2 separate regions of the Homo sapiens genome follow, and region 2 is linked to region 1. Evidence: read pairs that join two places in POLR2A ChIA-PET (ENCODE). Cell type or tissue: PC-3. All regions are shown on one strand. Each heading gives the region's core, and the rest is flanking DNA. Links, peaks and the distances in the headings are about the cores only.

Region 1 (16,780 bases), core at 5,239-13,238:
TCTGGGACTTCAAAACCCTCTAAGGCAAGCACCCCTTGCCCAGCCCCCAACATACTACAAGGACCCTCCCTAGGGAGACGGCTGGCCTCCTTCTGCAAGACCCATGTCTCAAGCTCTCTAAAATCAAAACAATGCTTTTAAGCAACCAGGTTGGAAAGAGAAATTTTTAATAAAATGAAGAGTATATGAAGACAATTATAAAGTCACTGCTGTAGCTTGAACTGCTACATGACCAAGGACTTCATAACTCAATTAGAGAAAATATTTTTTCCCCAAATTTAATGTAAGCAATGTGTGGGAATAAAGGATGTTGAGTTAGATAATCCCCTGTAGGCCTCACAGATAATACCATGTGTATACGTTTTGAAAAATGTTCACATACCTCAGGATGTTACAGCTTCTTTCTGGAATGTTGCTACTGTCCTGTTAATCCCTCCCCCAACCTGCCCACCACAATGTTCTCTTATCCTGTTGTTCATCACCCCACTTCCCTTCCTTCCACTATACTGCATTCTCCTGCTTCCCCACCCTATTCATCTAGGAACTAGGGGAGGATACAATAAAGCTGATAGTCATAAGACATTTCACAGACTAGGCTCTGCCAAAGAACACAATCATCTGATTCCCTTGTCCCTACAAAGTAAGAATCTTGGAAATCATCTATTCTCATTCTTATTTTACTAAAGAGGAACCTGAGAAAATGTAAAGTGATTGATAAGCCATATTTTCTCAATCCATTTCCGTATATTTCAGGAAGCTTGATCCCAAGGAAAAGAGGGTGCTCCACAGTCAAAGGGAGAAGGAAACTGAGGAATGGTTAAGACTGTCAGTACCCACTCATCATCATTTACTGAGCATTTACTAGATGCTAAGCACCAGAAGTCCTATGTTAGCAAAGGCAGACAAAGAAAGCCCTATGTGTTTAAAATTTAACAGATAATAAATCAGAGCCAGACTGGGCGCGGTGGCTCACGCCTGTAATCCCAACACTTTGGGAGGCCGAGGCAGGCGGATCACCTGAGGTCGGGAGTTCGAGACCAGCCTGACCAACATGGAGAAACCCCATGTCTACTAAAAATACAAAACTAGCTGGGTGTGGTGGCGCATGCCTGTAATCCCAGCTACTCAGGAGGGTGAGGAAGGAGAATCGCTTGAACCCGGGAGGCGGAGGTTGTGGTGAGCCAAGATTGCACCATTGCACTCCAGCCTGGGCAACAAGAGCGAAACTCCGCCTCAATAATAATAATAATAATAAATAAATAAATTAGAGCCAAAAATAAAGTAAATGCAACAAGCACATTAAAAACAAACAAACAGTAGTTTAGGAAAATGAAAAGTTTAGCAAGTCTCTCTATGAATGGAACAGGAAAGACATGAAGAAAAATTAAAAACTGGGTAAGGACTAAATAATTCACTCACCTTGCAATTTAAGGATTTGTTTAGAAAGAGTGTGTACATTCATTACTGGGAAAGTATTTCTGGTGACCAAAAAAATCCCACAGTAACAACACTGAAGTATTTTTCACAAGAACCCTTAACCCCCTTACTTCGCCACAAGAGGGTGCACATTTCCTTAGGAATACAGTAACCCAGGGAAACCTGCTCAAGTTCCTCTAGGCAGCTGCTCACCTCTGCTCCGGCACCTCTCTCCCTAGCCATGGCAGTAATGAGCATCTGCACATAGTTACATAGGTGAAACGTGTTCACATACTTTATCTCATTCAATTCCAACAACAGCTCTGTGAGGGCGGGTTGGGCAACTTATCAACCCCATTTTATAGAAGAGGAAACACACTCAGAGGTGAAGTGACTTGCCCAAGGTCAGAGAGATCATAATGCTAGAGCCCAAATGCAAACTCACGTTGTCTAGTTCCCAAATCCTGTATACATTTTCCTTACCTCCCTATTAAAGCATAATCAAAAATTCCACAATCGTTCAGCGTCTCTGTTCATCCATTCTACTTCTTCTGAGCAAAGAATCATACACTGGGCAGATGAGAAACTGCTCACTTTTGCATTGTTAAAAACGAGTGAAAGCTGGTTTTTAACAAGTGTGTGTTAGCACCTGGCAATTATCTTTATAGGTTTCCAATGAAGTGAGAAGTACGCTGAAACTTGTCTACAGTATTTAAGGCAGCAGTAACGTGGAAAAAAATAATTTTAATTTTCCTGCTTACAGCAGGGAAATTAATTGTAAGCTCAACTTTCTTTGGACAGATCTTATGAGACTCAGGCTAAAACCTAACTCCAAAACCCTCCTCCTGTCAGAAACACTAGAGTATAGAGGTCAAGGATTTTGGAGTTGGATGCCAGGCTGCCTGGGTTCAAATCCAGGTTTTCCCACTTACCATTTGACCTTGGCCAATTACTCAACTCCGACGTGCCTCAATCTCCCCTCTGCAGAGTGGAGATAAGAGCAGCAGCTCCCTCACACTGTAATAGCGAAGACAGCGTTGTAACATGAAAGCACACATAAGTGCTCAAGCTACAAAAGGCAGTCCTTACTCTAAAAGGCAGATGAGATTATTAATGTTACAGACTAAAGAAAATATATTAATTTTATGTGCATTTTATCAGTGAATTACATTTTATGACAATATCAATGCTTGAAAATACATTTAAATCCTTTTTTTTTTTTTTTTGAGACCAAGTCTCGCTCTGTCGCCCAGGCTGGAGTGCAGCGGCATGAACTCAGCTCACTGCAACCTCCGCCTTCCGGGTTCAAGTGATTCTCGTCCCTCAGCCTCCCGAGTAGCTGGGACTACAGGCATTAGCCACCACACCAGGCTAATTTTTGTATTTTTAGTAGAGATGGGGTTTCGCTGTGTTGGCCAGGCTGGTCTTGAACTCCTGACTTCAGGTGATCCACCTGCCTCGGCCTCCCAAAGTGCTGGGATTACAGGCATGAGCCACTGTGCCTGGCCTTACATCCCTTAATCTATGTGCACAGCAATTATGTCTATCTTAAAGGATTTACAGCATAAATATAAATAGCTAAGAACAAAGCTCTCATATCTTTGCTTTTATGACAGTGTTTGGCATTATCGATGGTCAGTCTCATGCCAAGTCCTTGGTCAAGAAAAAAGAGCTAAATTACAGAGTTCCTCCGGGAGGAGATAATAAGCTTTACACAGCAGAGGGGAAGGCTCCTTACCCCAGGAACCTGAAGACCCAGGCTGTACTTACAGCTCTGCCACTAAATAGCATCTCCTAATCCCACATCCATAACTCTTAAATATTTCTAAAAATATACCTTTTCATTTCCATCACCATGATCTTAATTCATATCCTTAACAGCATGGACTCCTAACTAGCCACAGAAGTGGAGCTCATTAAGTTTGTTGAATGAGTGAATGAATGGGGGGTGGGATAGTGACACCAAAGAAGACCACAGAAAACGGGGGAGAAGATTAGTTTATAAACTATATGCATACACTTTGTTATCTCAAGTCCTAGCTCAGCTCTGATTTCACAGAATGCTGGACCACTCCAGTAAGGCTAACCAGAAGGAATCCACCCTCCCTCTCAGAGTTTTTTCTTAGTGGTAGTGTCACAGGCCCCAAGGGGTCCCCCAGATCACCGTTTCAGTCCAGTTTGTTGGATCAAATCCATCAGATCCTTAAGGCCAGCAGCTCCTGCACCTGGTTGAAGCTGCCTTGGCACCTCTAGGTCTAAGGGGGTACTGGGCCAAGGTCACGGGGACTCGGAGGTGGGGGGGCCACTCTTTCACAGGGTCTGAGTGCCTTCCAGCTCCTTCCAAGGGCCCCAACAAACCCTTCCATTCCAAACACCACACTCCTCCTTTTAAGACTGCCCTCTAAATTCTGATTTAGTTTGAAGGACATCTCTGTTGCCTAACTCCTATGGGGTAGAGATAATTCCATGGCCACATCTCAATCCAAGGTGAACACTTTTTACAGCTTTGACCTCAGATTTTGACACTGCCATGGGTTCGGCTCCCCTTCTTGGGGACATGGCTTCACACACACAATATGTGCACCATCATTCCCTACCCATGCGATGGCAACATCTTGGGGATGACATTTCCTCCACTGGAATAGGCCCACTTGCTTACCCAATGTGGCCGTGAATTAAACAATAAGAGAACATCTCTGCATCTTGCTCACAACCTGAAATTCCCAGCAGGGGACACCATGCAGGTGGGGAATCAGTCATCTGATGGCAGAGTTAATGAGCTCAACACTTAGGGTTTCAAGTTAGGCTTCACGGGCAGTCTCTGCGATGTCGGACTGCACAATGTTGGGGACATGCCTGAATTTGGCTTCCACAGATTGTAACAAGAGTTTTCCTTTTGACCCTGATACGCAAAACTGTGCCATCAGTACTGGGTGGCAAATCTATGCTAGGAAGGGACATGATCTCAGCCATCAAAATTAGAAATGGAACAGCCCTCCCCAAATCTAGGCAGAATAACTTAGTCCTAAATGTCTTAGAAGGGCTTTTGATACTTGTCTTGGGACTCTAATTTACAAGCTAACAAGTGTCACCATGAAAATGGCTTTTTGTGATGTTTCGCATTAATTTGTATTTCTTTTTATATACTGCTTTGATTGATTCTAAATACATTTTCTCTTTCCATGATGTTTACATCCTTCACATTCCTAGGGACTGTTATCATATCCCCTTTAATCATCCGTTGGCCAAGCTATACATATTAAATTCCTTTCATCTCTCCTATGTCCTTCCTTCCAGCAGCGTTGGCTCCTCTTTAAATTCCTTCCAATCTGTCAACATCTTTCTGGAGCTGATGTACACCCTCCCTTAATAAACATTCTAGGTGCTCCTTGTTTCCTAAGAGTTCTCCAAAGACTCCTACTGTGAAAAAATATTGGACTGGGAGTCAAAAGTGGTAGTTCTAGTCCTGGATCTGCTCCAAGCCTCAGTTTTCCCTTTTATAACATGGGAGTAACACCTTTTTTGGCTTGATCAAAAGAGAGTATAAAATATAAAATCACTTTGCAGATTATAAAGTAAATGTGCACAAAGAATGTGTGCATATAGTATTTGCACAATATTAAAAACATAAACAAAAAAATTGGAAACAAGTATGTCAAATAACTTGTTAAATCTGATAGTGGCATTCGCAGTAACAGTTACATTATTCTATACATTGAGTGCTTTACATTTCAACTTCAAAGAATTATTTATCCATTTACTACAAGTATTTACTTAACTTCTACTCTACACAAGAAGACAGACTAGACAATGTGGGAGAACATGAAGCAAAGACCTCGAGAAGTTATGATGGTCATCCCCAGTTCTTAGACACTCAGTACTTGGTTTGGATCACAGAATATCAGGAAGCTGTTCCTGCTGTCTCTTGGATTATGCTTTATAACATTGTGGTGATCTCTTATTATTTCTTTAGAGTAGATTCTGAGAAACAGAATTACTAGGTCAAAGGGTGTGACCATATTTAGGCCTCAAATTTCCAAATAGTTTCCCAGAAAGAGTGTGCCAATTTCTACCCTCACTGCCAATGTTTAACAGTGTATTACCAGGCCATTGCCAACACTGGATATTATCTTTATTCCAAATCTAATGAATTGCTTTTAGAATTCATAAATAAAGGCATGAAAAAATCTAAAATAAATTCATTTCTACCAAGATTAAGTATCCTCACTTGCTATCTATTTTGATGTCGCCTTGTGGTAAGTATTCAACAGAATCTTTAGTACTTCAAAAGACATTAACTGAGTGCCTATTATTTTCCAGGCAATAAAACTGGGGGTTAAACCACAAAGATGAAATAGTCCCAGATCCTGCCTTTAAAGGGCTCATAATCTAGTGTAAAAGATAAACACTAATAATTACAGAACTAATTATAGAGCACTGTGGGCAGAGGTCCTTCCTTGAGAACATGAAAAGTATAAAAGCAACACAGAAGACGGAGGCAGGAACAGCCTAGGGGAGTCAGGAAGGGCTTCAGGGAGGTGGCAATATCCGAGCTGGGTTTTGAAGGATGAGCAAGTCTTAACCAGAGAGGGGAGAACGAAAGAGATGAATCCAGGCAGAGGAACCAGTTGTTGGTCTTTGCAGCCACTACCATCCTCTCTCAGAAAATGTTTTATTATATGAAGGTTTAGCAATTCAGGGCTAAGCCTCACTGGGCAGTTTTATTGTTTTAATCTCTATCATTTACAGTTGCATTTCTGTCCCTGGAGAAAGCAATCAGAAAATATTCCTGGTACTTCATCCAACAAAGGGCACAAGATCACTGCTGCTTCCTTCACAGAGAATGCTGTTTTATAAAAACAAGTATTAAACAATAATTTTGCTAAATACAAACTTTAAAACTTAGATTGTCAAGCTTGAAGAGGACCTTTAATCCTTAAAGATCCTTAAATACTTTCTCAGGTAAAGTGGGAATATCTATAAGTTAAGATGAATAACTTTCCTTTCCACTCCTACAAAATTAAATCAATTGGAGCTACAAAAAAAGTCACAAAACCCAGTTTAAAAAATAGCACAAGAAATGATTAATGACATCAGATCAATTTTCAAATAATAAAAATATTCCTAAAAGCTGCCCTTTTATATGTGTTTTCACATATCTTTGGTGGCATATATAAATATCCATGTCTGGGATTTAGCAGCGTTCTGAAAAATATACTCTTGTGGAATAGGGATTACAACGGTGGACTTAAAACAAAACGAAACGGCCATTGCAACTGTACTAGGTTACAAGCCTCTAACCTGTCCTGGAATTTTCAAAGCCCAAACATCACTGCTGGTCTCTAATCCTCAGTGTGTTTAAATTGCAGGGCATTTAAACAGAATTGGCAGAAAAACACATACAAAGGGGCCTCTTTATAAACTGTAAAAAGATAGCATTCCAATTACTCTGTCAATTATTTTCTTTTAAACTAAGTCCTTCAAATTGTGCCGTATGGCTCAAATGTCTTCCTAAACCCTTCTGTTATCAAAAGGCAAATAGATCTTCCCTTGAATCTAAATGACAGCCTGGCTTTCTCCTGGCTCCTCAGGAATCACTACCACCTGCCGGAATGCAGCTGAATTTGGCCAGGAGCAGACACACTGATGCTGTCCCGTGATGAGGACAGATTCTCTAGTCAGGGAGCTCTAAGGGAAGGCTATGACCAGGAGTCCAGGTACCCAGACACGCGAAGCTTCTCTTTCTGTCTAGCCCCACAATGCAACCCAGATCTCGGCGGAGGTTCCAGACCATCTGCCACCGTGCTTAAGACTCAGGTCAGCCTACGTTCAGATATTGAAAATTACCATTTATCTCCATCTTTATTAAAAATAAATATACCATCAAATTATGTCCTTTTTTTCCCTCCCCCCCACCCCCCCTACCCCCCACCCCGAGACAAGGTCTCACTCCCATTGCCCAGGCTGCAGTGCAGTGGCACAAATGCAGGTCACTGCAGCCCTGACTTCCCAAGTTCAGGTGATTCTCCCACCTCACCCTCCTGAGTAGCTGGTACTACAGGCGTACACCACCATACCTGTCTAATTTTTAGTACAGACGGGGTTGTGCCATGTTGGCCAGGCTAGTCTCTAACTCCTGGGCTCAAGCAATCCACCCGCCTCAGCATCCCAAACTGCTGGGATTAAAGGTGTGAGCCACCATACCCGGCCTTTTTATTTCCTTCTCAATTGTTGAAAAGCAAAGGGGATCTTTACACAAAACCATGTATGTCCACACAATTGGACTGGCATGAAAAATAAATGTTTGTTTGCATATTTAGAAAGATACATATCATACAAGGTGAAGAATAAAACACTAAACCATTCATTTACCATTTAATCAACAGCACCTACTATGTGCCAAGCACTGTGCTGGGCTGAGGACACTGAAATCAATAACACACAGTTTCCCATTCTCAAAACATTCACAGTCTAATACAGACCAGTACTATTTTCTCCTTCATATTAAATGTCTACCTGCTGAGTTTCCAACAGAACTAGCCAAGAGTATCAGATTTACTCACCTCCCAACCTTAGAAGTATAGTCATTTGAAGTCTTTTTGTTCTGTGTTATGCTAATAATCATAATAGTTAAAACTGATTGAATACCTACTCTATGTCAAAGGTCAAACTAACCTATTTTCTTAATGTTATCAAGAGTAATCCTTTGAGCTACTCTTATCATTGCTTCTTCACAGGTGAGGAAACCAAGCTCAGAACCATAGGTGTCTTACTCATAGCCATATACCTAGTAAAGGTTAGAGCCAGGATGTAAGCTTGAGTCTGCCCAAACTGGACTTATGCTCTTAATTACCAAGCTTTGTGGTCTATACTCACTCAAGGGACTGTCAAGAGTAGCTGCAAGTTGAGGAAATGTTTGCATATTTTCTTTTTTTATTTTATTTTACTTATTTATTTTGAGACGGAGTCTCGCTCTGTCGCCCAGGCTGGAGTGCGGTGGCGCGATCTCGGCTCACTGCAACCTCCGCCTCCCAGGTTCAAGCAATTCTCCTGCTCAGCCTCCTGAGTAGCTGGGATTATAGGCACATGCCACCATGCCCGGCTAATTTTGTATTTTTAGTAGAGACGGGGTTTCACTGTGTTAGCCAGGATGTCTCGATCTCCTGACCTCGTGATCCACCAGCCTCGGCCTCCCAAAGTGCTGGGATTACAGGAATGAGCCACTGTGCCCGGCCGCATATTTCCTTCTTGAGAAATTGTTCTGTCAAAGGCACAAGGGTAAAATACTCCAATAGCATATAAAAATCCTCTCAGAGATAAGTTCAGCGAGTTATTGATTTTCAAACCTCTTGCCAGCCTACCGATAATTTTATAAATCCAACAGAACCATATGCAGAATACCTTGCTGCAAGCAGAAGTACAATTTTGAAGCTACTGGTTGTCAATTTTGATTTTTATTGAACTTCATAAATCTCAAAGCTGACCTTTCAGATTCATTTCTTTCCTATTCAGGATCCATGGGCTAATTTGACCAATAGACACAAGATAAAAGAATGAATGGGTATCAGTGGTGAGTGGCACCCTGTCCCATGAATAACTGCTATTTGTCATTGTCAAAAACCTGGAATTCGCTCTGAACAGAGAAAAATTCCAGGTCCCATGGGATTACAGATAAGGAGAACTCAACCCAGAACAAAAAGCCATGGAAAGGGTGACAACAGTAACTGGCCACTGTCATTACAAAAATTACAACAGTCAGGGCTGGCTTCATGGGTGAGCTCATTTGATGCCCAATGAGTACGGGATTTTGGTAGACCCACCATGAGTGGGAGTTCCACAAGATGCAGAGCAAGCACGAGGTAAGCATGTTATATCTATGACTGAGTATGTGTGGGTGCAGCCCAAGAGACCACACTTTCTACTGGAACTAGAATTTGCCTTGAATGTAGAAAGAAGGCAATGGCACTCTGAGAAACATGAACAACCCCTCTTACTCATGTTACTTCTTCATGTTAGCCAACCACTTACACTAAAAATGGTGTTGTATGTTATAGAAGGAAAAGAAGAGATAATTCATAGTTTCTTTTCCATTAGTTTTCCATAGCTCCATTATTCATTAGTAAGCTGAAGGTGGAGAATATTGGTAAAATGTGCATATATTAAGAAGTGAAATAATAAATGATAAATTTTTTTAAAAAGTGAAATAAGTTTGAGACCAGTCTGGGCAACACAGTGAGAGCCCACCTCTTAAAAAAAAAAAAAAAAAAATTAGCCGGCCAGGCACAGTGGCTCACGCCTGTAATCCTAGCACTTTCAGAGGCCAAGGCAAGTGGATTACTTGAGGTCAGGGGTTCGAGACCAGCCAGGCCAACATGGTGAAACCCCATCTCTACTAAAAATACAAAAAAATTAGCCAGGCATGGTGCCGGGTGCCCGTAATCCCAGCTACTTGGGAGGCTGAGGTAGGAGAACTGCTTGAATCCAGGAGGTGGAGGTTGCAGTGAGCCGAGATTGCGCCACTGCACTCCAGCCTGGGCAACAGAGTGAGACTCCATTTCGAAAAAAAAATATTAGCCAAGCGTAGTGGTGCACACCTGTGATCCCAGCTACTTGGGAGGCTGAGGTGGGAGGATCACTCGAGCCCAGGAGTTTGAGGTTACGGTGAGCTATGATCACCCCACTGCACTCCAGCCTGGATGACAGAGTGAGATCTCATCTCAAAAAAAATAAAAATAAAAGTGAAACAAAAACAGCTGAGTTAGTTTAATGCAGCATTTCCACAATTTTGGTTAGAACAATGTGTGAAGTACAAAATATGAACTGCATGATTTCAGTGATAACAAGCTAAATGCTCTCATATTTGCATTTTAAACTGCATTGCGGCCAGGCACAGCGGCTCATGCCTGTAATCCCAGCACTTTGGGCGGCTGAGGCGGGCAGATCACGAGGTCAGGAGTTCGAGACCAGCCTGGCCAATATGGTGAAACCCCGTCTCTACTAAAAATGCAAAAATTAGCTGAGCATGGTGGTGTGCACCTGTAGTCCCAGCTACTAGGGAGGCTGAGACAGAAGAATTGCTTGAATCTGGGAGGCGGAGGTTGCAGTGAGCCAAGATCGTGCCACTGCACTCCAGCCTGGGCGACAGAGTGAGACTCCGTCTTAATAAATAAACAAACAAACAAACTGCATTGCACAATATAAAGGCAAACAATAAAATTCATACTAATAATTACATTTTTTTTTTTACTTAGAGTGACTTTAAGTAACAAATAAAACACACCATGACAAGTCAGGAGAGAGACGATGGAAGAAAGGAAAACTTTATATTTTAATTTTTTTATTTTTGTTTATTTTTTGAGACAGAGTCTTGCTCTGTTGCCCAGGCTGGAGTGCAGTAACACGATTTTGGCTCACTGCAACCTCCATCTTCCAGGTTCAAGTGGTTCTCCTGTTTCAGCCTCCAGACCAGCTGGGATTACAGGTGCGTGTCACCACGCCTGGCTAATTTTTGTATTTTTAGTAGAAATGGGGTTTCACCATATTGGCCAGGCTGGTCTCAAACTCCTGACCTCAGGTGATCCTCCCACCTTGGCCTTCCAAAGTGTTGGGATTACAGGTGTGAGCCACCACGTCTGGCCTATATTTTAATTATTTAATGATACTTTTCCTGTTTTTTGAACAAGGGACCCCACATTTTCATTCTGCACTTGGTCCAGCAAATTAAACAGCTGGCTTTAGTTATAGTATCAGATAAAATTATTAAATTATGACCAATCCATTGCCTCTTTTGAACCAAACCTCAAATCACGATGTAAAAGACTAGATAATTCAATAACAAAGCAAACAAAAACTCCTGCTTGGAATTCTGGCTTTGGTGAAATCAACGAATTAACACAACCTCCTTCCACCACACGCAACAATCCAGGGATCATAGAAAATCAAAGGTAATCCGCACAAAATGTAGGAAAGAGGTTTTTAACACCCAGTCAGTCCTAGCAGTTCTCCCAGTGTCTAAGTCTACACCTAAAGGGTTTCCTGGGAGGGAAAAACTGCAGATAGTGCAAGTGGCACAATTGATACATTTTTTAGTGCAAATCTCTGTATGACACAAGCAGCCCCAGACTCTGGCAATGACTTACTGCTTATGTGCACCTGTCATCTTTGGCACCTGAGAGACGAGAGATAACTTCTAATGTTTGATGGAAATTTTAAGGTTTGAAAAATAAAGCACTTTCCTATACAGTCTTATTTTATTCCTACCATAGCCAAGTGAGGAACTCAGGAAAAGTATTTTTCAATAAAATTTTTATTGTTAGTATTCCAGTGATAAAAAGTAATGCTGCTTTTATGTGATTGATCTGGGTAGTAGCTACATGGGTATTCACTTTATACTCATTCATTAAACTGTATATATGTGTTTTGTGTACTTTTGTGTATGATATAGTCTGCAAAAAAAAAGAACAAAAGGTATAAATGTTCATTGTAGGAAATCAGAAAAGGAGGTTTAAAATCTCCCATAATCCCATCAGAGGAAACTACTATTAATTTGACACCTTCCTTTCTTAGTTTTTATAAAATTGGAATTATCAGCCAGGTGCCATGGCTCACACCTGTAATCCCAGTACTGTAGGAGGCCAAGGCGGGTGGATCACTTGAGGCCAGGAGTTTGAGACTAGCCTGGCCAACATGGTGAAACCCCATCTCTACTAAAAAATACAAAAATTAGCTGGGCGTGGTGGCCGGCGCCTGTAATCTCAGCTACTTGGGAGGCTGAGGCACAAGAATAGCTTGAACCCTGGAAGTGGAAGTTGCAGTGAGCTGAGACTGTGCCATTGCACTCCAGGCGGGGAGACAGAGTGAGACTCTTTCAAAAAAAAGAAAAAATTGGAATCACATTTTCCACATTTTGTATCTTTTTCTTAAACTCAGCATATCATGTTTTCATACGGCATTAAAAATTCAACACTGCTTAATAAAGATAAACCTAGTTTTTTTAACCAATTCCCAACTGTTCGATGTTTAGGTTGTTTCTAAATTTATTTCCGAAAGGACCAGAGGGCCTTTATTTCTATTTCACAGAAAGTAACATCGTGTGGAGGCATGCCCTTGCTGCTGGTGTGCGGCAGAGCCAGGAGGAGACATGCCTCCCTGCACTTGGAGGCCTCATTCCCCTCCACACGCTGCTTTGCACTTCCTCTGATCACACGGGTTTAACTTGACAGATTAAAGGGAAAAACTGTGAAAGACAATCTACCCCTGACCCTTTCCCATGAACTCTCTGCAATCCTAAATAGAGGAATGGTCGACCAAGTTCAAGGTTAAGATCAGGAAGCACAAGCTTCTCTGGTACCTGGCCTGCAGATGAAGGGGTACCAGTGCTGTCCGTGTGAGGTATACTGCTGGGCCCAAATAGTTACTTGGGAGGCCAGGGAAAGAGAATAAACTTTTCAAAAGTACAGAGTTGCAGGGTTCGAGGTTAGTAGAGAGGTTTTATAAATATTTACTGAACAAAACTCTGCCTGTTAACTGGCTGACACAGAGCAAGGTGTGGTTTTCCTTCCCACCCCCAGAGGTGGCTGGGAAAGTTGGTCTGACAAACCAGTGGGAAATGCTGCCCAGCCAAGATGGAACCAAGAGACGGCAAGAATGCCTAAGATGATTCAGGAAATGAGTCCAACCGTCTTCTGTCTGTCCTCTTCCCTCAGCCCCCACAACTCCCACTTCTATTCACTGAAGCAGGAAACCATAGAGAAGACACTCACAAACAAAACACTGGCTGCTGCAATGAGCGCCTGCAGTAGCTGGCCAAACAAACAGCTCTGGTCACAGTGCACAGCATAGCTGCTGCCCAACAGGTTGAAATATCACTCGCACCATTTCGTATTGTGAATGCCACTGGGTGGCAATAAAAATAATGAGCTGTGGGAAGGTTGTACATAAGAAAAAAAAAAAAAGTCCTAACCTTCCTCTGGTTTGGTGGGTGGTCTGAAAGTTTTCTTCTTGGCAAGGTCATGTCCACTTTTTCACACTCCTTGCTAACTGAAGTAGCCAAGAACCTAGGTTTGGGAAGACAACCTTTCTTCAGATAAAACCACAAGTAAACCAGACCAGACTTAAGAGAATCTACCTTATTATAAGGACCCCAGAGATAGTAATTCCAAAAGCTACTGAAAAGAAACAAAAATGTTTAGTTACTGTTTACTGGAAAATCTCCCCAACACATATATACAAATTCAATTCTAATCCCTGATTTTAAAAATAAGCCTGTTATACAGTCTGCCTGGCTTGACAAATTTGACTTGGGGGCACCTTGAGTGGGCGGAGGGCAATCAAAGTGATAGGAAGTGATGTCCCAGCGCCACTAAAGCCAAGACACCACCTAACTGCTCACAGCGACCATGGACATAAAAGCAGCTGGTTCCAAACAGCAGCATTCTCAAGGGCAGGGGCTCCCAGTGGCAGGGCAATTCACGTGAGCAACTCCATGTTCTCCCAGTAAAAGCAGGGACGGATCTACTTAACGATTATTTTCCTATGAGCAAAACCGTGGAGGCCACCATCCTAATTCAGAAGGACTGGCCTTTCTATCACTGGAACACGGGTCCAAACTGAATGTCTCTCGCTTCTGGATCAAAAAAGCCAGCTCTCACTAACAGGTAGGAGACACCATTTAACTTATAAGCTTTGTGTACCTTTATGAGGAAGATTATATATGAGGGCGGAGCAAAAGTGGGGACAAAGCCAACAGGAAACATATATCATATTATGCAACCAAGATACCTATTTATAACTTTTATTAAACTTCCATTTAAATGGTAGATTCTTGAGCTAGGGATTCCTGTAGAAGTTATCGGAGCTATTATATAGCAAAAGAGAAAATGCTCTTATGTTTGGAAGCAGGACCAGAAAAAGATCTCTTTGCTGCTTTAAGCAAAGTTGTAAAAGTAGGTCTGTAAAGATCTAGGTATGCAAATGTGACCCTGCTAAATTTTGAGTGTGGGCTCTTTTTCATTCCTGGCCTGCCTTCTTCTGGAAGTGTGATTGGACAAGAGGCAAAATCAAAAACAAAGGCAAAAACCAGGCAAAACAGAAAAATAAGCCAGAGACCTAGAAAACTCCAAAACGAACAATTTCCAAGTCACTAGGAGCTGAGGATAATTATCCATCTACATATCAATGGAATTACTATGTTTTAACTTTCTAGGATCTTTGTTCTTCCTAAATTATCCACTTTCAGCTTCTAACTTAACAATTTATAAATAGCTACCGTTTTACTGCTATGAAGAAATTTAGATTTTTAAGATGTTAACATATTTTAAAGCTCTGAAAACTGGTAACGCTACGATTTATCACTTTTTCTCACTATCCTTATGTTATGGTACTGTCACCAACCCTGGACTTTAAAGTCTTTGGTATTTAGGGTCTAGATGGTCTGTTATTACGGGTTTTAAAAAATATAGACTGGGTGCAGTGGCTCACACCTGTAATCCCAACACTTTGGGAGGCCAAGAGGGGTGGATCACCTGAGGTCAGAACTTCGAGACAAGCCTGACCAACATGGTAAAACCCCATCTCTACTAAAAATATAAAAATTAGCCAAGCATGGTGGCACCTGCCTGTAATCCCAGCTACTTGAGAGGCCGAGGCACAAGAATCACTTGAACCTGGGAGGTGGAGGTTGCAGTGAGCTAAGATCACACCATTGCACGCCAGCCTGGGCGACAGAGCAAGAGTCCGTCTCAAAAATAAATAAATAAATAAAATAGTCCATATATATTGTTCATATATATATGAACAATGACTATTTGGTTTCTTTAGTAGACTGAGAATGTCCCAAACATGGTGATCAAAGGTGCCTTCCTATCACGATTTTATATTTTATTTTATTTTATTCTACTCTACTCTACTCCAATTTTATTTTATTTTATTTTATTTTGAGACGGAGTCTCGCTCTGTTGCCCCGGCTGGAGTGCAGTGGTGCAATCTCGGCTCACTGCAACCTCCACCTCCCAGGTTCAAGCGATTCTCCTGCCTCAGCCTCCCGAGTAGCTGCGACTACAGGCGCCTGCCACCATGCCCAGCTACTTTTTTGTATTTTTAGTAGAGACAGGGTTTCACTGTGTTAGCCAGGATGGTCTCAATCTCCTGACCTTGTGATCCATTTCACCGTGTTAGCCAGGATGGTCTCGATCTCCTGACCTTGTGATCCACCCGCCTCAGCCTCCCAAAGTGCTGGGATTACAGGCGTGAGCCACCATGCCCGGCCACCTATCACTTTTTAAAGGGCTCCCATTTAGACTACCTTCACAGGAGCAAAGAGGTAGAGGAAGGAACTGGGGGGTTACATAATGGATACACTACTAGGTATGCGATATACTGCCTGCCTGTACTCAGTGTGTCAGTGAACAAGTACTACTGTGTCTTAATATCAGAAGTAGCAACTGGAAAATAGAAAAATATGCCACAAAGCCTGCTGCTATTCCTATTGTGGGAAGTCAAACAGCAACCTTTTCAAACTTCAATTTTCTTTCCCTCCAGTAATAGGTTACATAGAAGTTCTCCTCCAAGTTTTAGAATGTACTTCTAAAAATTCCCAACCAGCAAATTGTAGACCAGCAGTAGAAACTGCTAAGGCATAATATATAACAATCATTATAGACTGAATTCTTCGACTCTTGATTTAGAATATACCAACTGCCATCTCACCCTACCCAAACAGCCTGCACGGTGGCAACCCTGTCCCAGAAAATCTGGCTGTCCCCACAGCATTCAAAAGTCACCCTGGTAAGTCTCATTTTGCAAAATCTGTTCCCCAAGTTCCTGACACAAAGAACTCCAATGCCATTGATAACCTCAGAAATTCTACAAGGTCCCCTTATCAGCCATTAAAATTGTTTTAAAGTAAAAATCATTTTACTTAAATTTAGTAATCTAAGAACTTCTTGGCTGGACGCAGTGGCTCATGCCTGTAATTCCACCACTTTGGGAGGCCGAGGCAGGCTGATCACTTGAGGTCAGGAGTTCAAGACCAGCCTGGCCAAGATGGTGAAATCCCATCTCTACTAAAAATACAAAAATTAGCTGGGCATGCTGGCACATGCCTGTAATCCCAGCTACTTGGGAGGCTGAGGCAGGAGAATTGCTTGAACCTGGGAGGCAGAGGTTGCAGTGAGCCGAGATCACGCCATTGCATTCCAGCCTAGGTGAAAAAGCGAGACTCCGTCTAAAAGAAAAAAGAAAAAAAAGAAAAAAAAATTCTCTCTTTTCTGGCTTGATTTTACTGAGAACAGTAATTTAACCTACACATATACATGTCAAGGCTCTGTTGTAAAGGATAATTGTCTACTAGTTTATTTATCAGGCT
Region 2 (16,780 bases), core at 5,143-13,142, 66 kb before region 1:
AAAAAGAAAAATTAAGTGGAAAAAAATGTGTATTTTCATAGGAAAATATAAATCAACAAAATGAAGTTAAAAACTTATAAGAAATTGAAAAGGTAATAATCAGTCTTTCTCCAAACAAAAGTTGGTAGGCCCACATGTTTTTTGATTGAATTTTTACCAATTCTTCAAGGAAGAGAAAATTCCAATCTTTTCTTTGATTTTCCCAAGCATAGTAAAAGTTGGCCACCTTTCCAGTTCATTCTTTGAGGAAAAAATAACATTGCTGTTAAAACTGTCAAATAGTATAAAACACACAGAATCTGCTGTGTAGACAGAGACAAACGGAAGGGAATAGAGGCCAGAAATTTGATTTAGTGAATGAGATTCTATGTTGGCATTCGATGAGATTCAAAGTTAGCATTTTAAGTTCAACGATAAAATGGTGGATTACTCAATAAATGATTTTGGGAAAATTGAATATCCATTTCAAAAAAAATAAAGTTAGATCTGTATCTCAGTATAAGTCAAGATAAATTCTCCATGAATTGCAGACATACACAATCCCCCAAAACCAACAACTAAAAATTAGTGTAAGAAAACACGGGCCAGGTGCGGTAGCAAGTGCTTGTAGTCCCAGTTATTGAGGAGGCTGAGGTGGGAGGATTGCTTGAGCCCAGGAATTTGAGGCTGTAGTGTGCTATAATTGTGCCTGTGAACAGCTACTGCACTCCAGCCTGGGCAACATAGCACGGTCTCTTAAAGAAAAAGAAAATAGGGGAGGATATTTTATTTTACAGTCTTGGATGGAAGAAGGCTTTTTTCCTTAGCATGACGTCAAAGGTCAGAAACTCCAAAGGAAAATATCAATTATTTAACTACCTTAATTTTTAAGTTTTCTGCATGAATTCTGGTGGAGAGAAATCTGTGAATATTTAAAATGCATATACCCTTTGACATAATAATTCCAGTCTTAGAGAATTTACTTACAGATATACTCACACACTTGTGCAAAGATTTATGTAGAGGCACACCTCATTTTATTGCGTTTGGCTTTATTGAACTTTGCAGATAATCGTGTTTTTTACAAACTGGAAGGCTTGTGGCAACCCTATGTCACACAAGTCTATTGGTATCATTTGTCCAAATGCGCGTGCTCACTTTGTGTTTCTGTGTCTGCATTTTTTAGCAATAAAATATTTTTAAATTAAGACATGGATATTGTTTTCTCAGACATAATGCTATTGCACACTTAGACTACAGTATAGTGTAAACACAGCTTTTATATGCACTGGGAAACAGAAAAAAAGTGTAACTTGTTTTATCATGTTATTCACTTTACTATGGAGGTCTGGAATATAATCCACAATATCTTCAAGATATGCCTGTAAAGATATTCATTTTGACATTGTCTATAATACAAAAAACTTGGAATCAACCCAAATGCGTAAAACTAGTGTGCTGGTTACAAAAATTATGATAAACTCATTTAATGGAATATTATGCAGCCATTAAATCAAACTAGGTCTAGTTATAGAAAGATGCCCATAATAAGTAAAAACAAAATTTGTAATTCACTGTGTACAGCATAATTTCATTTGTATTTTTGAATAATATGATTGTATATATGCCGAGAAAACTTTTTTTAATGTGTAAACATAACTACTACACTTCTAGGGCGGGGGTATTGGGTGAAATTTGGATAAAAGAAGAAAGGCTGAAGGGAAATGTTTACATTTAACTTCAAACAAAAGTTCATTTGTTCGAGAGAGAGAGAGAGAGAGAGATATATATATATATATATATATATAGTGTACTACATATATAGTTAAGTGGGAATTCTGTGTATGACAAAGTTGGCATTTTAAGTTGAACTATGAACTATTGTTCACTATAAATGAACATATATATAATTATATACATATAATTATTTATGACATAAGACACCACAAATAAAGCAAAGAGAATATCTGTTGAAAATATTTACAACATGACAAGTGGTTAGCAGCCTTAATATGTAATTAGCTATGACAAATCATTAAGAAAAAGATGAAATAAAAAGATGATAACAGCAGCTATGATTTACATAGCAGTTACTGTATGTAGGTTTTAACTTAATTACCGTTATAACAATCCCCTAATGTAGGTACTATTATTAATCCCAGACCTGAAGAGCTTAAGTCACTTGCTCAAAGTTAAAAATAGCAAGTGACAGTGTAGAAATTCAAATGCACGCAGTCTGCTCTAGAACCTAAGCTATAACTGAGGGGCCAAAAATACAGAAAGCAACTTATCAGAGAGAACAAAAATGGCTAATATGAAATTGTTTAGTCATATAATTTAAAAAAGCATATATTTTAAAACATCAGACTGCGAGGAATTGGTAGTGGTGGTATGGAAGAAAAAATCTTGCTCCGTTACACACACTCTTGATGGGAATGAAAAGTAATATACCTTTTTTTGTATCAAAATTATATACTATGTATCAGCATAGAAAATGTACAGATTCTTTGATTCTACTTCCAGGAAATTATTCTGAGGAAATAATTGGATAAATGAATCAAGATGTATACACACAAGGATTTCCATTCCAAGAGTGAAAATTTGGGGGAAAAATATAAATCATATATAAATATACACACACACACACGCACATACCTACACAGAAACACTGGTTATATCTAGGTTAAGGAAAAACTTGCACGTTCTGCATTTCTGTATTATTTGCTGCTTCTTTTTTAGGATCAGAGAAATGTGTTTTTTGGGAAATTCAAAAGTACATACTCCCTGCTTCTTAAACACTATGCACATATTACTATTATAACCAGAAAAACAGTAAAAAAAAAAAAAAAGGGGGGGGGGTAAAGTTTTCCTACACACACATATGCATTAAAAATTCCAGAGTTCGGAAACCAACCTAGGTGTGGATGAGCCAGTTATAAGGAGGGACACAGACTCCCTGACCTTTGGATGCTAAAAGCAAAAGCATCAGAACTTTGTGATATACAAAAGCAACCAAGAAATATCTTAGTTCCTTGAAATTTGAATGCCTATGTGACAGGAAAACAATACTTTAAGTATTTAAAGTATCTCCACCACCCTATGCTGCTGTTCTCAGGAGTCCTGGGCCCACCAGGGAAGCCCACAGGTCTGCTGGGCCCACCAGGGAAGCCCACAGGTCTGCGGTGTGGACTCTCCAGGTATCACTCCAGGAATAGCCTAGGTCCTGCACAGGTGGGCAGTGAGGGCCGCCTCCATGCCATTGGACCTGCACTTCTGCAGCTGCATGAAGGAGATGTCTGCAGAAGCCATCATGTCTCAGTCAGTCAGTGTACTGGATTAGAAGCTACTCTAATATTGACCCATGGAATCAAGATCAGAATTACCTGGTTGTTTTTGTTTTGTTTTTAGTTTAACAATTTTTTATTTAAAACCTATTTTACAAATAACAGGAAACACATATTTTAGCAAAATGGTTATTCTACTATTTTAGTAAAAATCTGAGATATAAAGGAAGCTTTCCAACTAGCAAAACCTATTTTCAAGTTTAGAAAATATTCTGCTATTAAAAGAAAAATTCTCTCCTTGTTAAATTTAGTTCAGGGGTCAGCAAACTTTTTCTGCAAAGGAGCAAATCATAAATATTTTAGGCTTTGTGGCTCATGTGATCTGTATGTATCTACTCAGCTCTGCCACTACAGGGGGAAAGCAGGAATAGATAATATGTATATAAACAGCCATGGCTGTGTCCCCTAAAAAACTTTATTAATGAAAATAAATGGTGAGCTAGATTTGGCCCTCAGGTTGTAGCATGCTGACTCCTATATTTGAGATTACCAATTTATTTATTTATTTATTTATTTTGAGACAAAGTCTCACTCTGTTGCCCAGGCTGGAGTGCAGTGCCACGATCTCAGCTCACCGTAACCTCCGCCTCCAGGGTTCAAGTGATTCTCCTTGCCTCAGCCTCCCAAGTAGCTGGGATTACAGGCGTGCACCACCACACCTGGCTAATTCTTGTAGTTTTAGTAGAGACGGGGTTTCACCATGCTGGCTAGGTCAGTCTTGAACTCCTGACCTCAGGAGATCCACCTGCTTCAGCCTCCCAAAGTGCTGGGATTACAGGCGTGAGCCATCATGCCCGGCCTAGATTACCGATTTTAGAATTGGTCTAATTTATTATGCCCTTTTTCTCTCCCCACTTATATTACCTATACTAAGAGGGTAGCCTAACGTTTGAGGTTATCTTCTGTGGGGCTGTATGTACAGCCTCTCTCCCAAGAAATGATGATGTGCCTCAATGCCACTTGGTTGTACCTCATTGGGCCATTCTCAGATCTGACAGCAAAAATACAGAGATGTGAAACTCCCAAGCTATTCTTACTGCTTGGCGCAGCCATGTGACTGACAGCTGCCACAATCCCTCATACTGCATCTTCAGGCTACTCAACACACAAGGCTCAGTGTCAGTCCCCTCCTTCAGTTTAAGGGGAAATGATATAACTAAAGAGGTGGTATGAAGAGATTTAGAAATGACTCAGGGGGCTGGGCGTAGTGGCTCCTGCCTATAATCCCAGCACTTTGGAAGGCCGAGGCAGGCAGATCACGAGGTCAGGAGATGGAGACCATCCTGGCCAACATGGTGAAACCCCTTCTCTACTAAAATTAGCTGGGTGTGGTGATGCATGCCTGTAATCCCAGCTACTTGGGATGCTGAGGCACGAGAATAGCTCGAACCCAGGAGGTGGAGGTTGCAGTGAGACAAGATCGCGCCACTGCACTCCAGCCTGGCGACAGAGCAAGACTCCATCTCAAAAAAAAAAAAAAAAGAAAAAGAAAAAGAAAAGATTCAGAAGAGCCATATATAAGCAAGAATGCAGAATGTGTGCATATATGTGACTCAGCATGTGGGTGCCAGTTTGTGTCTGCATTTTGTTGGCAGGATGGCACAGGGGATTCATCCTGTCTCTCTACAGATAACCCAAAAAGCTACTGGGAATTCACACAATGTGAAGCCTACCCCAGAAAGCACTTCTCAAAAGAACAGAATGGCTGAGGCAATGTTCACCCACCTGATTCTTCCCATTTAAACAGCATAAACATTGGGGGAAAGTTTGCTTTTAAAAATAAGCAGTCTGCGTAGAGAAAAATTAGGAATGAAAAAAAGCTGTCAAGTATCCTGAGCCCCCAATTTGGTAATGTACTGATCTTGAATAATGCTTGTGAATGAAAGCAATAAGTAAAACACTCACAAAATTCACATTTCTTCTTCTGTTGTGAACAAATACTTATTGAGAACTTACTAAATACCAGGCATTGTGCTAAGTGTTTAGACATAAACAATGTATGTAATATTTTCTTTTAAAAATTGCCTATTAATAAGACAATACATTTGACTTGTAAACATAGGTAGAAACTGCACATGTATGTATGTAGATATATATCTCTCTTCAAGAATCATCCAGGTACCCTATATATTTTAATAAATTACCATCACTCATGAAATGTTCTTATTTGAGCTAACAAGTTCTTTTCTATAATAAATTAGCTTCTAGTTGATGAATTTGCTATGAGTTTCTTTCTTTGCTAGTTATGACATACTATATTTAAGAACACGTGTTTAGAGGATTGGTTTAATATTAAGTTGCCCATTAGGAAGAAGTCCTAAGAAATGTTGAGTTCAACCTACATTGGATTCATCTCTACTCGAGCATGGCCTTTAAATGAAAGCTTCCGTTCTGATTCCACACAGCAGAGGCATGCTGCTGCCTGGAGGTGCCCAGCGCATAAGCAAACCTCCACAAGCTGAGCTACTTACAGTGAAGGGGTGGTAGGGGGCAGCGGGGGGAGCTCCGCGGGGCCCTGCTGGTGGAGATAGCACGGACAGTCCTGTTGAAAAGATGCCAAGTGCGCTGAGGTTCAACCCTGGGATCAGATTGGCTTGTTGCTGGGAATAGAAATGGAGAAAAAAGATGAAGGGAGGAGACCAGAGAGGCCCGCACGCCTGGGTCAACCTCCCTCTCTTGTCTTAATGGCACCAGCGTCTCCTAATCAGCTCTGCCCAGGCTCTTCCTACCCTGTATCAGAGGTGGGTGCCACATCTTAACCTGACCATGGTGTTCCTTCAAGGCTTCTCTGCCACACTTGGGCATGTCTACATATCTTGTCATGGAAAATGAGGCTCTTCCTGGGGATGGCAGCCACCTTGCCAGCCTCACTCCTGCTAACCCTTCATCTCCAACCTGGCCAGTCCTGTTTCCTAAATACCTCTGAGCCCCTTCACATGCTATTTATTTCCTAGGCAAGGAAGTGCTTTTCTCCCTTCTCACCTGGCTAAGTCCTACTGACCTGTGGGTTTCACCTGAGCATAGATTACCCCTCATGCAGGAAGCTTTCTTTCATCCCAAAGATCAGCTCAAATGCCCTGTCTGTGCTCTCCAGCATTCCTGTTTCCCTAAGACAGCACTCATTACATGGTATGTGAATAGCCTGTTTAGTTACCTCTTCCCCTTTCAGACTAGAATTTCCTTGCAAACAGAGAATGTCTTACTTAGTGTCGTGTTCTCAGTGCCTGGTATATAGTAAGTACTCAATAAATATTTGTTGAATGACTGTTTAAAACAAATTGGATTAACAGTGTTTTCCAACTCTATCCATGGAGAGATCAGATTCTTCACATGATGTAAATTCCCACATACGTAAACTCCATTAGCCAGGTTCGGGATGGTTTACAACTTTGTCTCTTTACTATTTAGTTGTCGGCTTTGTGATCATCTTGCTTGCTTGCTTATCTTACATTTCTACATGGGGATGGTCACACAGACTGGGGGTGGGTTTAGCCACACAGCTCTTCAGAGGCAGAGGAACGTGGTCACCCATTCCAGGCTGTGTCCAACCTGCTTCCATCTTTGTCTCCCTGAACATGAAGCAATTTCCTAACATTTTCTAATCTTTGTCTACATTCACACTGTAACTTGCCTTTTTCTTTTTTTTAGAACTTTTGGAATAGCAGTGCTCGTATCCTTCATCTTTACCTCATTTTGTCTATAAGATGTAGTAATTTTGTTATTCACCTACCAGTGCGTGACTTTGGCACAGACATGAATGAACCTAAGTGGTAAGCTCAGGTGAAGATGTATGAATCACTCAGGCCCTTCTGTAGCTTTTCCAGGTGTTCACAGAAAGAGATGTTTACCACAAGATGTCAAGAACCCACAGGAAGAAAATGAGATTGTCAGATGATACTTCCACAAATATATCCAAACATGGGGAGAAGACACCACTGCAGTCTCCTGCTCTAGCTCTTCTCATCACACCTCATAATTGTCATGTGACGTGGGCTGCTAAGGTGGGGGTCGGGGTGAGATGGGGACAGATTACTGCCTGGAGTATAGAGGGTACAACAGAAAGTGCTGCAGTGAGGGACCTGGGTTTAATCTAAAGAGTGCTTTGTCGACATTTATTTCTCTAAGAAATATTATCAGGTCTGAGATTTGCTTCAAGGTCATCCAACAGGTATGGAAAGTGGATGTGGATGAGGGTTTAGAGGAAACAAAACAGGTGGTGAGTTGATAACTGCAAAAGGTGGATTATGGGTATATGAGGACTTATTGGAGCATCCATTCACTTTTGTATACATCCAAAAAAATCTAATTAAAAAGTGAAAAAAATTTACTCCTCTGAGCTGAGCTGGACTTTTGCTGATGGCCAATTATTTTAAAGGTTTTTGTTTGTTTGTTTGTTTTTTGAATGCCGGATCAGTGTCTCCCCATTAAGAGTAAAAATTAGGTAGCAATCACAGGAAGGACAAACCTAATGAGTCTGCTACAAATATACAGTAAAGGCTCAACTGGTTGACAACATTTATCAGGCAATCTAAAAGTGCAGATCAGCAAGCAAGGGAGGAAAATCAGAAGTTAACTTTAAAGCATGCATTTTTAAAATTTAAAAAGTAACAGGACAATATTATGTAAGGTTCAGAAGGCTACATACATGGAAAAAATCCCACTTTTCTAATGTGCCAGCTATTTTCATTTTTGTATGTAGCCTTCCAGTCATTCTGATCCATGCTGTTTTACATAATTGTAAATTTACTTATATACTTTTATATCTTGCTTTTCTTATTTAGAGATGGGGTCTCACTCTGTTGCCCAGGCTGGAGTGCAGTGGTGTAATGCCAGCTCACTGTAGTCTCAACCTCCTGGGCTCAAGTGCTCCTCCTGCCTCAGCCTCTTGAGTAGCTGGGACTATAGATGCATGCCACCACACCCAGTTATTCTTGCTTTTCTTTTTTTTTTTTTTTTTTTTTTTATTCTTGCTTTTCTTAATAAACACTATATCATAAGCTTTTCCTTATTTCAGTCTTCAAAGTTATAATTTTAATGTCTTCACGTGATGTTGTCCAGCGCACTTATCATAATTTACTAGTTGGTTTCCTGATTATTTTAATGCTTTTATCCTAGGAAGTCAGGAAAAACTCTGCATACCTATCCTAAGGCACTTCCTCATTAGCTGAATGGCAAGTATTTTTAGCCTAGTGAAAACCAGCGGAGAAGAAAGCATTAGGGACTTACGTTAACAGCCAGCATATCATTTTCAAAGGCCTCACGCAGCTTCTTCATAATCTCTATCTCAGCACTGGCACAGGCCTCAACTGTGCCCTTCACAGTGATGGTTCTTTCCGGGTTGTATATGCTCAAATCCTGCAAACTGACCCATGAGAAGAAAAGAGAAATTTTGTTTTCAACGGGAAAAATAAAATGCCCAAAAAATAAAAAAATCACAAACAAGTTTTGGCGGAGAGAGAGAAGACTCAATTCCCTCCCAACACACTGTGGTGGAGAATCCCTGCCATCTTATTTCAAATCTTACCAGTGATTTAGATCACATCCATAGTGAAAAATGTCTACCTGGTAAGTATTTATGTATTTTTTTAAAAGATGATGGAGATAATTGCATCACTTATGATTATATTCCCATTTTAGGGAAAAGTAGATGAATGAACTAGACGTATCGAAATGCTCAGGTGTTCCATTATTGGGCATGAGTAATCTGAGTAAGTGGCTTACGATGAGATTGTTATCTTGGTCCCTGTTTCATGTTCAATTTTCTTCAAATTTCTGCCTTCTTTTCCAATCAGTCTTCCAACCAAGCCATTGTGTGCCAAGATTTTCAGAGGAATCTCTTCGGCTCTAAAAGAGACAAGCAGCAAGTTAACACTTCAGATACGTATAACGGTTGTCTCCCAAAAACCATTACCTTGCTTTTTTCTTATAAATGGAAGTCATTTTGTTCAGGTACCAAGTGATGATGGGATTTGGGAGAGGTCAGGTCCCTCACCGACCCCAGTTCATGAATTTTGATTAACATAAGCCAAACCATGGTAATTCTACTCCCTCGTAGTAGCTGGTTGGAAGTGGATCCATGAGGCTGATCTGGCCAATGAGGGTATTACAAGAACTCTATTGGGTGAAGAATGTTCTCCTTGCTCTTAAAAAAAGGTACAAGGGAGAGTGACGTTAGCAAGATGGCAGACTAGGAAGCCACAGGTCTCTTTCCCCCTCACACACACCTCAAATTAACAAGAGATAGACCAGAACACCTCTGTGAGAACTCTAAAGATCAGCTGAGAAGCTATAATATGAAGTCCGCTGTAAACTAAAGAGGAATTCCAGGCCGGGCGCCGTGGTTCACGCCTGTAATTTCAGCACTTTGGGAGGCCAAGGTGGGCAATCGCCTAAGCCCGAGAGTTCAAGACCAGCCTCGGCAACATACTGAAACACTGTCCTTACTAAAAACACAAAATTAGCCAGGCATAGTGGTGCATACCTGTAGTCCTAGCTACTTGGGAGGCTGAGGTGGGACTGCTTGAGCCAGGGAGGCCAAAGCTACAGTGAACCATGATCACACACTTCTGCACTCCAGCCTGGGCTACAGAGCAAGACCCTGTCTAAAAACAACAACTATATATATATATATATATTTACTGGAGATATATATATATGGAGATGTATATATATATATATTTACTGGAGATATATATATATATGGAGATATATATTTACTGGAAATATATATATATTTACTGGAGATATATATATATGGAGATATACACTTACTGGAGATATATATATATATTTACTGGATATATATATATGGAGATGTATATATATTTACTGGAGATATATATATGAGATATATATTTACTGGAGAGAGAGACATATATATATGGAGATATATATACATATGGAGATACATATATATGGAGATATATATATATGGAGAGATTATATATATGGAGAGAGATATATATATATATGGAGATATATATATATATATATATATATAGAGAGAGAGAGAGAGAGAGAGAGAGAGAGAGAGAGAGATGTATATATATCCAGTAAAAAAGGTAAGAACATTCAGTGTTTTCAAGGCCCCACCCGCTACATGGCATACTGAAGAGCAAAGGGGAGGAAACCCTAAAGGCTGGGCTCCTCCTTTGGGACAGAAACAAAGACTGGATTATGCATACAACATTTTGGCTTGTCTGGAAGGTGCCAGAAAAACTGGTTTTTGTGTCACTGACTCAGAGCACTGAAGGATCAGCATTAGAGTTCAGAAGCTGCTGAAAACAGAGGCAAGCAGCATTTAAGAACTGCAGTTCTACAGTCAGACACCAGAGGGATCAAGAGATTAGAAAAGGTTTGAGAGGTCCTAGAACCTCTAGCTAGGCTGATTTCAGGTCTTCCACTGCCCAAAGCCAGTACACAGAGACTGTGAGAGGTGGTTGTTTTTTCAAATGCCCAAATCCCAACAAAAAAACTTACTAGGCATACAAAGAAACAGAGAAGCATGACCCAATCAAGGGACCAAAATAAAACTCCAAATACTGACTCTAAAGAACACAGATCTACATGCTCCCTGACCAGTAATTAAAAATAATTGTAAAGATGCTCAATGAACTAAACAAGAACACAGACAGACAACTAAATAAAGTCAGAAAAATTATGCATGAACAAAATGAGAATATCAACAAAGAGACAGAAACTATAAGAAAGAACCTAACAAATTCTGGAGCTGAAAAATACAATTGAACAGAAAAATTTGTTAAAGGAGTTCAACAGCAGATTTGACCAGACAGAGGAAAGGACCAGCAAATTTGAATGTAGATCATTTGAAATCTTCAAGTTAGAGGATTAAAATAAATAAATACAGTGAAGAGAGCCTAGGGACCTATGAGACATGCCAAGTAGATCAATATAAGCATAATGGGAATCCCAGAAAGAGAAGAGGGAACAAAGGGGCATAGAGCTTTATTTGAAGAAGTAATGGCTGAAAGGTTCCCAAATATGAGGAACAAAATGTACATACAAATCAAAAAATTTAAAGAACTCCAACTGGGACAAATCCACAGAAAACCACACTGACACACATTATAATCAAACTGTCTAAAGTCAAAGATAGAGTATCTTCAAAGTGGCAAGAGAAAAGCAATTGTGACATACAAAGGAGCTTCCGTAACACTATCTGCAGATTTCTTAGCAGAAACTTTGCAGGCCAGAAGGGAGTGGGATGATATATTTGAAGTGCTGAAAGAAACTGCCAACCAAGGACACCATGTGTGGTAAAACTGTCCTTCAAAAACAAAGGAGAAATTAAGATTCCCAGATAAATAAAAACTGAGGGACTTTATTACCACTTGACAAGCTCTACAAAAAATGCTGAATTCTCTTAATTTTCCTTGTGCTGCTGATTTCTGGTTTCATTCCATTGTGATCAGAAAAGATACTTTGTAGTATAATTTCAATCTTCTTGAATTTTTTAAGATTTGTTTTGTATGTTCTCTCTCCTGGAGAGTTCCACATGCATTTGAGAAGAACGTATATTCTGCCATTGTTGGGTGGAATGTTCTTGTATGTCTGTTGGTCTATAGTGTTGTTCCAATTCTATTTCCTTATTGTTCTTCTGTCTAGTAGTTTTATCCATTATTGAAAGTAGGGCACTTAAGTTTCCTACTGTTATCATGTTGCTAATTATTTCTCCCTTCAGCTCTTTCAAAGTTGACTTCACATGTTTAGAACTCTGAGGTTTGGTGTGTACATATTTATAATTGTTGTATCTCCTTGGTGAATTGTTCCTTTAACATTGTATAACGTCCCTCTTTGTCTCTCGTAACAGTTTTGTTTTTAGTCTATTCATCTGATAATAGTATAGCTACTCCTCCTCTCTTGTGGTTACCATTTGCATGGAGTATCTTTTTCCATCTTTTTACTTTCAGCCTATATGTGTCCTTATATCTAAAAGGAGTCTCTTGTAGGCCACATACAGTTAGATCCTGTTTTTAATCCATTTAGCCAAGAATGGGGAGTTTAATTCATTTGCACTTAAAAGTAATTACTGATAGGGAAGGACTTACTTTTGTCATTTTCATTGTTTTCTGTATGTCTAGTAGCTTTTTTGTCCCTTCTTTCCTTTCTTCCTGTCTTCCTTTATGTGTTGTTGATTTTTATTATAGTGATGTGCTTTGATTTTCTTTTGTGCGTTCTCATAGATTTTTTCTTGGTGGATACTATTGCAATTACATAAAACATCTTAAAGTCATAGCATCCTATTTTGAACTGATAACAACTTCACTTCAATTGCATAAAAAACTCTACTTTTTTACCCCATCCCCAAATATCACAAATTAACATCTTTATATGTTTTTATACCCATTAACATAGATTTATAGTTAAAAAAAGTTTTTGTCATTTAAATTCTATGTACCAAAATTACTACAGTACAGGTTACTATATTTGTTAATATTTACCCTTACCAGATAACTATATATTTTCATATGGCTTTGTGTTGCTGTCTATCATTCTTTTATTTTATGTTTTATTTTAACGTTTTTTCGTTTTCTTTCTTTTTTTGAGATGGAGTTTCACTCTTTTTGCCCAGGCTGGAGTGCAATGGCATGATCTCAGCTCACTGTAACCTCCACCTCCCAGGCTAAAGTGATTCTCCTGCCTCAGCCTCCTGAGTAGCTGGGATTACAGGTGTGTGCCACCACACCCGGCTAATTTTGTATTTTTAGTAGAGATGAGGTTTCACCATGTTGGCCAGGCTGGTCTTCAACTCCTGACCTTGTGATCCACCCACCTCGGCCTCCCAAAGTGTTGGGATTTATAGGCATGAGCCACTTCACCCGGCCCCATCCTTTTATTTCAACTTGAAAAGAACTAAACCCAAAACCAGCATAAAAACGGCAATAATAAAAATCAGAGCAGAGATAAACAAATACAACCAACAAAACTAAGAGTTGGTTCTTTGAAAAGATCAACCAAACTGACAAATCCTTAGCTAGATTAAGAAAAAAAAAGAACATTCAATAACTACAATCAGAAATGAAAGAGGGAACATTACTACCAATACGACAGAGATAAAAAGGATTATAAGAGAATATTATGAAGAATTGTATGCCTACAAATTTAATAACCTAGAAGAAATGGACCAATTTCTAGAGGAAACACACAACCTACCAAGATTGAATCATGAAGAAATGGAAAGTCTGATCAGACCAATAATGAGAGAGATTGAATCAGTAATCAAAAACCTCCCAACACAGAAAAGCCCAGGACCAGATGGCTTCATCGGAGAATGCTACCAAACATTTAAAGAAGAATTATCGCCAATCCTCCTGAAACTCTTCCAAAAAAATGAAGAGGAGGGAACATTTCCAAGCTCATTCCATGAGGCCAGCTTTACCCTGATTCCAAAGCCAGACAAAGACACCACAAAAAAAGAAAACTTCAGACCATTATCTCCGATGAATATTGATGCAAAAATCCTCAACAAAATACTAGCAAATCAAATTCAGCATATGAAAAGGATTATAAGCCACGACCAAGTGGGATTTGTTCCTGGAATGGAAGGTTTGTTCAGCATACAATTAATGGGGAGCTGGGCGCAGTGGCTTATGCCTGTAATCCCATCACTTTGGGAGGCTGAGGAAAGAGGATTGCTTGAGGCCAGGGGTTCAAGACCAGGCTGGGAAACGTAGTGAGACCCCATTACTATAAACATTTTTTAAAAAATCAATCAATACAATAAATCACATTAACAGAAAGAAGGGGGGGGAACTACATGATCATGTCATTAGAAAAAGCATTTGACAAACTTAACACCCTTTCATGATAAAAAACACCCAACAAAATTAGGAATAAAAGGAAATTACTTCAACATAAGACCATTTATGAAAAGCCCACAGCTAACATCACACTCAACGATGAAAGACTGAATGCAAGGCTTTTCCTCTAAGACCAGGAACAAGGCAAGGATGCCCACTCCTGCCCATTTCTATTCAACATAGTACTGGAAGTCCTAGCCAGAGCAATTAGGTACAAAAAAGAAATAAAAGGCATTCGAATTGGAAAGAAAGACATAAAATGATCTCTATTCACAGATGACACGATTTTATATGTAGAAAGCCTTAAAGATTTTACAAAAAAGGTTAGAATAAATTCAGCAAAATTGCAGGATACAAAAATCAATCAACATGCAAAAATCATTTACATTTCTATACACAACAATAAACAATCTGAAAAAGAAGTTAAGAAAACACTGCCACTTACAATAGCATCAAAAAGTATAGAATACTTAAGAATAAACCTAACCAAGGAGGTAAAAGACTTGTACACTGAAAACCACAAAAGGTTCCTGAAAGAAATTTAAAGGCACAAATAAATGGAAAGACATCCTGTGTTCATGGATTGGAATACTTAATATTGTGAAGATGTTTATACTACCGAAAGTGATCTACAGATTCAATATGAGCTCTATCAAAATCACAGTGGGCATTGTTTGAAGAAATAGAAAAATTCATATGGAATCTCAAGGGACCTTGAATAGCCAAAATGATTTCAAAAAATAAGGAAGTTGAAGGGCTCAGACTTCCTGCTTTCAAAATATATTACAAAGCTACATAATCAAAACAGTGTAGTACTGGCATAAAAACAGATAAATAGACCAATGAAATAGAATAGAGCCCAGAAATAAATCCTGCGTATAGTCTCCGATGATTTTTGATAAGGTGCTGAGACCACTAGATGGGGAAAGAGCAGTCTATTCAGCAGATGGTGCTGGGGAAACTGGACACACACATAGAAGAATGAAGTTGAACCATTATTTTACACCATATACAAAGATTAACTCAAAATAGGTTAAGGACCTAAACAGACCTAAAACTATCAAACTCCTAAAACACAGGAGAAAGCTTTATGATATTGGACATGGCAAAGACTTCTTGGTTTCACCATGATACCAAAAGCATAGGCAACAAAAGCAAAATTAGACCAGTGGGAGTACATCAACTTAAAAACTTTTGTGCATCAAAGGATATAATCAACAGAGTGAAAGGTCAACCCATGGGATGGGAGAAATATTCACCAATTATTTATTTGATAAGGGGTTTGCTATGGTTTCAAATTCCCCTCAAAACTCATGTTGAAATTTAACTGCCACTGGAACAGTGTTGAAAGATAGGACTTTTAGGAGGTGATGAGTTAATCACCTGCATTAATTAATTAATTAATCATGAATGGATTAATGCAGTTATCACAGAGTGAATTAGTGGGTTGAGGGATAGTTTGGACCTATTTCTTCTCTCTGTCTCTTGCACTTGCTTCTGCCTCAGGCCTTCCACCATAGGATAACCCTCACCAGATGCTGACATCACGCTCTTGGACTTCCCAGAACTGTGAGCCAAATAAACTTTTGTTCCTTATAAATTATCCGGTCTTTAGTATTCTGTTACAGTAGCACCAACTGGACTAATATATAGTTAATGATCAAGAATACATAAAGGACTCCTGCAACTCCCATAACGAAAGAATCAAATATCTCAATTAGAGAATGAACAAAGGATTTGAATAGACATTTCTCTAAAGATGATATACAAATGGCCAATAAATATATAAAAAGATGCTCAATATCACCAATCGCTAATCATCAGAGAAATACAAATCAAGACCACAATGAGCTGTCACCTCATACCTATTAAGATAGCTGTTATCGAAATAACAGAAAATAACATGTGTTGGAGAGAATGTGGAGAAACTGAAACCCCTGTGCACTGTTGGTGGGGTTGGAAAATGGAGCAACTGCTATGGGAAAAAGTATGAAGGCTCCCCCAAAAATTAAGAGTAGAACTACCATATGACCCAGCAATCTCACTTCTTGGCACATATCCACAAGAATTGAAAAGAGGGTCTTGAAGAGCTATTTGAAAACCCATGTTCATAGCAGCATTATTCACAATAGCCAAGAAGCAGAAGACCTCAAAATGTCCATCACCAGATGAACAGATAAACAAAATGTGCTATATACATACACTGGAATGTTATTTGGCCATAAAAAGGAAGGAAAGCCTGTTACATGCTATAACATGAACCTTGAGGACACTATGCAAAGTAAAATAAGCCAGTCACAAAAGAATAATAGTATATGATTCTACCTATATGAGGTATGTAGAGTAGTCAAATTCATAGAAAGAAGTGGTGATTACCAGAGGCTGACGGGAGAGGGAAAAGAGAGTTGTTTAATAGGTACAGAGTTCCAGATTTACAAGATGAAAAGGTTCTGGAGATCTGTTTCACAGCAATGTGAATATACTTAAGACTACTGAAAAGTACACTTAAAAATGATCAATAATTTTTTTTTTTTTCTGAGATGGAGTCTTGCTCTGTCACCCAGGCTGGAGTGCAGTGGTGCACTCTCGGCTCCCTGCAACCTCCGCCTCCTGGGTTCAAGCGGTTCTCATGCCTCA

Evidence for each region. Peaks named below come from ENCODE experiments on the same cell type or tissue, not always from the same donor. Only the 100,000 strongest peaks of a DNase experiment are listed, where the experiment ranks them.
Region 2: POLR2A ChIA-PET joins it to region 1 with 28 read pairs; 8 of 35 experiments call an interaction of 5 or more read pairs at or near these places.

What each region holds. Positions count from the first base shown.
Region 1 is chr3:185,732,522-185,749,301 of GRCh38, forward strand. All of the region lies in intron 2 of IGF2BP2 (insulin like growth factor 2 mRNA binding protein 2), which reads right to left. It overlaps LOC124906313 (a long non-coding RNA gene), which reads left to right and starts at 10,755. Exons shown (of 2, transcript XR_007096204.1): 1 at 10,755-14,072. RefSeq lists a silencer at 1,484-1,533. In PC-3, for the core only: no CTCF peak of the experiment used is centred there; a DNase peak (open chromatin) is centred at 13,020; H3K4me3 peaks cover 91 bases; H3K27ac peaks cover 2,402 bases.
Region 2 is chr3:185,666,747-185,683,526 of GRCh38, forward strand. IGF2BP2 (insulin like growth factor 2 mRNA binding protein 2) reads right to left here. Exons shown (of 16, transcript NM_006548.6): 8 at 9,045-9,167; 9 at 8,550-8,685; 10 at 5,795-5,923. Among named protein-coding and RNA genes, the nearest start is that of IGF2BP2-AS1, 38 kb to the right of the region's middle. In PC-3, for the core only: CTCF peaks have their summits at 10,658 and 10,859; a DNase peak (open chromatin) is centred at 10,565; H3K27ac peaks cover 1,516 bases.